Linked DNA regions of Homo sapiens: region 2 is linked to region 1. The links are chromatin loops, found by intact Hi-C in ENCODE. Cell type or tissue: B cell. All regions are shown on one strand. Links, peaks and the distances in the headings refer to the core of each region. The heading gives the core; the rest is flanking DNA. Region 1 overlaps LNPEP (leucyl and cystinyl aminopeptidase). Region 2 overlaps CHD1 (chromodomain helicase DNA binding protein 1).

Region 1 (2,812 bases), core at 153-2,652:
TGGAAGTACAAGGAATTGCTACTGTCTTTGAGTAAACAAAACTCTAACTTTGAATGAGCCGTAAAAGGATAGTCTCTAACCCAAGAGAGAACAAATAACCCCATCTCCCTATATCCTGAAGCACAGCTAAAACATGGCTGGAGTATTTGCAAGAAACTAATAAGGAAATTTTGCAAACTTTCTGATAGTATATTAATTTTCAGTGCTATTAGAAATAATTGGGCAATAAGAAATCTGCTTTTATTATCTGTTTTTTGTTTCATTGGTTGATTTTTTTGTTTGTTTTTTCTTGTTTTTTTTTTTTTTTTTTTTTTTTTTTTTTTGAGTTGGAGTCTTGCTCTGTTGCCCAGGCTGGAGTGCAGTGACAATATCATAGCCCACTGCAGCCTCAAACCCCTGGGTTCAAGCAATCCTCCTGCCTCAGCCTGCCAAGAAGTTAGGACCACAGGCATGTATCACCATGCTTGGCTTAATTTTTGTATTTTTTGTAGAGACAGGGCCTCACTATGTTGCCCAGGCTGGTCTCAAACCCCTGGCCTCAAGTGATCCTCCTGCTTTGGCTTCCCAAAGTGTTGGGATTACAGGCATGAGCCACCGCACCTGGCTCCTCTTTACTCTTTTTTTTTTTTTTTTTTTTGAGACAGAGTCTCGCTCTGTTGCCCAGGTGAGAGTGCAGTGGCGCGATCTCAGCTCACTGCAAGCTCCGCCTCCCGGGTTCACGTCATTCTCCTGCCTCAGCCTCCTGAGTAGCTGGGACTACAGGCGCCTGCCACCATGCCCGGCTAATTTTTTATATTTTTAGTAGAGACGGGGTTTCACCATGGTCTCGATCTCCTGACCTCGTGATCCGCCCACCTCGGCCTCCCAAAGTGCTGGGATTACAAGCGTGAGCCACTGTGCCCACCCTCCTCTTTACTCTTTACCTGAGTTTATTCTGAGCTTGTTGAGCTCTTTTTGAGAGTTTAACCCCATAGACTAGCTCATATTTTACTGCTTTAGCCTTCTAGGCCCTTACCTGGCATTCTGTGCTTTTGCCGCACAAAAATTCTATCAGCAACTCAAACATGCCATACTGCCTCTTTAGGTCTTTGCATATGCTATTTTCTCTCCTTAAGGAACACCCTTGCCTCCTCACTCCCTCGGCCTACTCCTGTTTATTCTTCAGATCTTAGCTCAGCCATTGCTTGCTCCAGGAAACCTTTCCTTCCCTGAAGACAGTTTAGATGCCCTACTTAGGTTTTTTAATAACATTCTCTACTTCTCCACTCATAATATACTGTAAGTACTGTTCACTCATATCTATCCTCATATTAGGTATTTCCCCCATTGACGGTAGTGATCATGGCTATATGAATCACTGTAAATCACTTTTAGCACTTAGTAGGCACACAAAAACTTAATGAATTAGTAAATTTTAGTCCATAATGAAGTGACTCCAGTCTCACTATAAAAATTTCTAGGAAAAGAACATGCAAAGCCTGATAAAATGATGTTTTCTTTTTCTCTTCCTCTTCTTAGTAAAGAGGAATATACAAAATTCACTAGAATATAATTGATTTAATCTAGAGCTGGAACTGGGCCAATACATGATGAAAGTAGTGTCTGTTACTTCCTCTTCTCAACTGTGTTATTTCCCTTGCTGCTGCTGCTGCTATTTTAATTCCTGCCATTTCGGGTTTAGAGAGTCCACATGAAAACTTCTGTCCTTACGTTTGACCCTGAGGACAGCTGAGCCTTCTTGGTTCCTAATGCTCCAGTGAGAATTACTCTTAATTTAACTGCATTTTTATTTTTTCTATTCTCAAAAGAAAGGTAGCAGAGAGGGTGACTTCAGGCTTCTTTTATGCTGTAATACTTTAGTATAGTGTATTATTTTGATGCTTGATGGTTGGTTAAATCTTTAATATATTTTCTTTCTTTTTTTAAATATATTTTCATGTGTTCTAATTCAAGGGTTGTTGGGTTAGTTCATTAGTTCAGTTGTATATAAGAGTTATGTTTGGTCAATGTATTTGTCTCCTTTTCTCACATACATGAGTTTTGAACAATTAGTATTTATTGTGCACAAGAAATGCTGATGGGGCCATTTTTCCAGTTTACATATTGAGGAATTATATTTTTTAAAGTTTCCCTCTTCCCTTTCTTCCTCCCTCTCTCTCTCTCTTTCTTATCCACATTTTACTCAGACCTAAGATCTTTAACTATAGGAGATTTTCGTATTAAATCTAATGCAAAACATTCATGTTTCCAAATGGATATCACTATCAGAAATACTGCTGTGAAAGTTAAAGATATGTCATTGGAAGAAAAGGTAATTAGGATGAAAGAAGGAAGGGCATATAGTAATTAAAATATTTATCATGTGCCATTCTCTGCTCTTGCCTTTTTTTCCCCTAATAAAGGAGAAAGAAAGGGGTATTAGAGAAGGGAATGCTTTTGAACAGGAGTGATAAAGTTCAATAGCATGTATGATGCTAGCCCTCTGGAGCAAACTGTACAGGAAATTTTGTAACTTTGTAGTAAAAACGGGTTTTTTAGTTTCAGAACTTTAGTTTTTTTGTAAAACAGTAGTTGATTTTCGTAGCTCATTGACAAATGGTTTTTAAAAATCACTGTTAGATTACTTCATCTGGGCTTCTGCCATTTAATATTGCAGTTGCTCACTCTTTTTTGCTACTCAATAGACTGAAAATTGAAGTGTTAATCTGTTGATGACTATAGTAAATTAAAAACATATGAGGGTAGCTTCATCCACGTTTGAGCTGTAGGATGTAGTTACTTCCCTTGTGTGCAAAGCTATTATTTTTCAATA
Region 2 (2,812 bases), core at 26-2,525, 1.9 Mb after region 1:
TGTCTCCTTCTGTCACCCAGGCTGAAGTGCACTGGCACAATCTTAGCTCACTGCAACCTCCGCCTCCCGGGCTCAACTGATCCTCCCACCTCAGCCTCCTGAGTAGCTGGGACTACAGTTGTGTGTCACCATGCCCAGCTAAGTTTTTTATTTTTTGCAGAGGTGGGGTTTCACTATGTTGCCTAGTGCAGTATATTTATTTTAAAATAAGGAACTTGAAGCATAGAAGTGAAAGAGATTACCCCTAAAATTACAAATCTGTAGCGATGAAACCAGGTATTTGAAGTATGTCTTCTAACTAGAAATTAGTCCAAAGTCTTCCAAAATATAAAAAGTACAACTCTGAATACATTTCCTCAATGATCTACAGTGATGTAACATATCAAAAATATGAGTTTACTGACTCTAAAATGACATTTTTTTAATAATCAAGTAACCACCTTGATGGGGCAGAACCTGTATGTAGTACTGTCTTCCCAGTTGTGTCCATTCTTTGAATTACAAGATGATCTAAAACCATCTTCTTTTTCGCCCTTTCAAGAATATCTTCTTCAACTGATCCCTTTGTAACTAGACGATAAATATTCACCTGTAAAAATACACATGAGGAAACAAATTGCAGTATAAAGGATTTGTTTTGCTAACCTCAAGTGCCTAAACACTGGCACACAAATTGAAGCTCATTCTATATGAAGTTTTCACTGGTTAAAAGCAAAATGAAAATTTAAAAAACATGTTTAAAGCTAGAGTTCCTCAACTTAAGGGACTATTTTGAAACTATATCCTTCCTTCCTTCTTAATATTTTGATAAGGAGATTGCATTTGCTTATTTTTTTTTAAAGGAATGACAGTAATTTTTATGTTATGATTTAGCTGGGGAAAATGGGGGGGGGGCATGTAAACTTCTGATAGCCTTCTTATACTCGTTGCCTTGATTCTAATGTTTCATCACTCTATATAATGCAAAATTCTATGAACTACTCCCCAAGTTAATAAGAAACCCACCATAAAACAAACTCTCCAAAATTGAAAAGAATTGGTGTAGTAAATTTTCCCTATTTCTCTAGGTCAAAGATTCTGCAGTAAATTTTCCCTATTTCTCTAGGTAAAGGTTCAGTACCACCATTTAAGGGTATGTTGTTACAATTATAAAATGGGGTCACGTTTACATGTGGAGAATCTTGTAAGCACATGGACAAAATATAGACTAACAGAAAGGTAGCATATGCTACTCAAACTCCCTTTCAAGTTAAAATAAGCAAGTAAAGACGTTTTAAAGTTTTTATTATAAAATGAAAAACACTGCATTTTATAGTTACGACTAGAATACGGGATCAAAACAGAATACATGATCCTATATATGCATAGTTATCTCAATTCTGTCAGACTCTCCAGGTGATTTTGGTAAACCAAGCTCCTCAGTATCCTATCGGTTAAACAGTAGTATGACTGTTACAGTGATCTTATCCTCTAGAGGATAAACTGAAATCACTTCCAAAAAAAAAAAAAGAATTCTAAAACAGCAATATAATATAAATTAAAATTAAAAATACCTGTTTCTTTTGCCCAATTCGATGGGCTCTAGCCTGTGCCTGAAGATCATTCTGTGGATTCCAATCGGAATCAAATATAACAACAGTGTCAGCAGAGGCTAAATTAATCCCTAGACCTCCAGCTCTTGTGGACAGCAAAAAGCAAAAATCCTGTAAGAAATTGAATAATCAAAATGAAAAATTTTTCAATTGATTTTCTGAACGTAAGCAGTATGGTACTAATTAAACAGAAAGGCAGTTTTTAAAACTAATAAACATCTAGCAAGACCAATCAACAAAAAGACTCCAAAATCAAATATATATGTTATTAACACCAAATTCAATACAGTGTTTACTTCTGGTGAAAAAGAAAGAAAACGGGATAGGAAAGGAATGACACTTCAACTCTAACTGTAAATTTTATTTCCTTAAAAAATAAAAGGCATATACCAAAAAAAGAACTCTATGGAAAACAGCGTGGAAATTCCTTAAAGGAACTAAAAGTAGAACTACCACTTGATCCCAGGAATCCCACTACTGAGTATCTGCCCAGAGCAAAAAAGTCATTACATGAAAAAGATACTTGTACACACGATTACAGCAGCACAATTTGCAACTGCAACAATGTGGAACCAGCCCAAACGCCCATCAATCAACAAGAAGATAAACTGTGGTATACATACACAGTGGAAAACTACTCAGCCATAAAGAAGAATGAAATAATGGCATTTGCAGCAACCTAGATGGGATTGGAGACTAAATATATATATATATATATATATATATATATATATATTTTTTTTTTTTTTTTTTTTTTTTGACAGAGTCTCACTCTTTTTATCTTGGCTCACTGCAACCTCCACCTCCTAGGTTCAAGCAATTCTCCTGCCTCAGCCTCCCGAGTAGCTGGGATTACAGGCAGGCACTACCACACCCAGCTAATTTTTGTATTTTTAGTAGAGATGCGGTTTCACCATGTTGGCCAGGCTGGTCTCTAACTCTTTGTTTTTTGTTTTTTTTTTTTTGAGACGGAGTCTCGCTCTGTCACCCAGGCTGGAGTGCAGTGGCGCGATCTCGGTTCACTGCAAGCTCCGCCTCCCGGGTTCACACCATTCTCCTGCTTCAGCCTCCCGAGTAGCTGGGACTACAGGCGCCCGCCACTACGCCCAGCTAATTTTTTTGTATTTTTAGTAGAGATGGGGTTTCACTGTGTTAGCCAGAATGGTCTCGATCTCCTGACCTCATGATCCGCCCGTCTCAGCCTCCCAAAGTGCTGGGAT

What was found. Hi-C counts contacts between places; a loop is a spot of excess contacts. Peaks named below come from ENCODE experiments on the same cell type or tissue, not always from the same donor. Only the 100,000 strongest peaks of a DNase experiment are listed, where the experiment ranks them.
Region 2: a loop joins it to region 1, with 9 times the contacts of the local background. A loop is called at or near these places in 3 of 110 quality-filtered maps.

Annotation. Positions count from the first base shown.
Region 1 is chr5:97,008,046-97,010,857 of GRCh38, forward strand. The region is part of intron 11 of LNPEP (leucyl and cystinyl aminopeptidase); the gene reads left to right. Among named protein-coding and RNA genes, the nearest start is that of LIX1-AS1, 64 kb to the right of the region's middle. In B cell, for the core only: no CTCF peak of the experiment used is centred there; a DNase peak (open chromatin) is centred at 1,586; H3K4me3 peaks cover 842 bases; H3K27ac peaks cover 2,500 bases.
Region 2 is chr5:98,881,535-98,884,346 of GRCh38, forward strand. CHD1 (chromodomain helicase DNA binding protein 1) reads right to left here. Exons shown (of 36, transcript NM_001270.4): 19 at 1,554-1,703; 20 at 441-589. Among named protein-coding and RNA genes, the nearest start is that of CHD1-DT, 46 kb to the right of the region's middle. In B cell, for the core only: no CTCF peak of the experiment used is centred there; no DNase peak of the experiment used is centred there.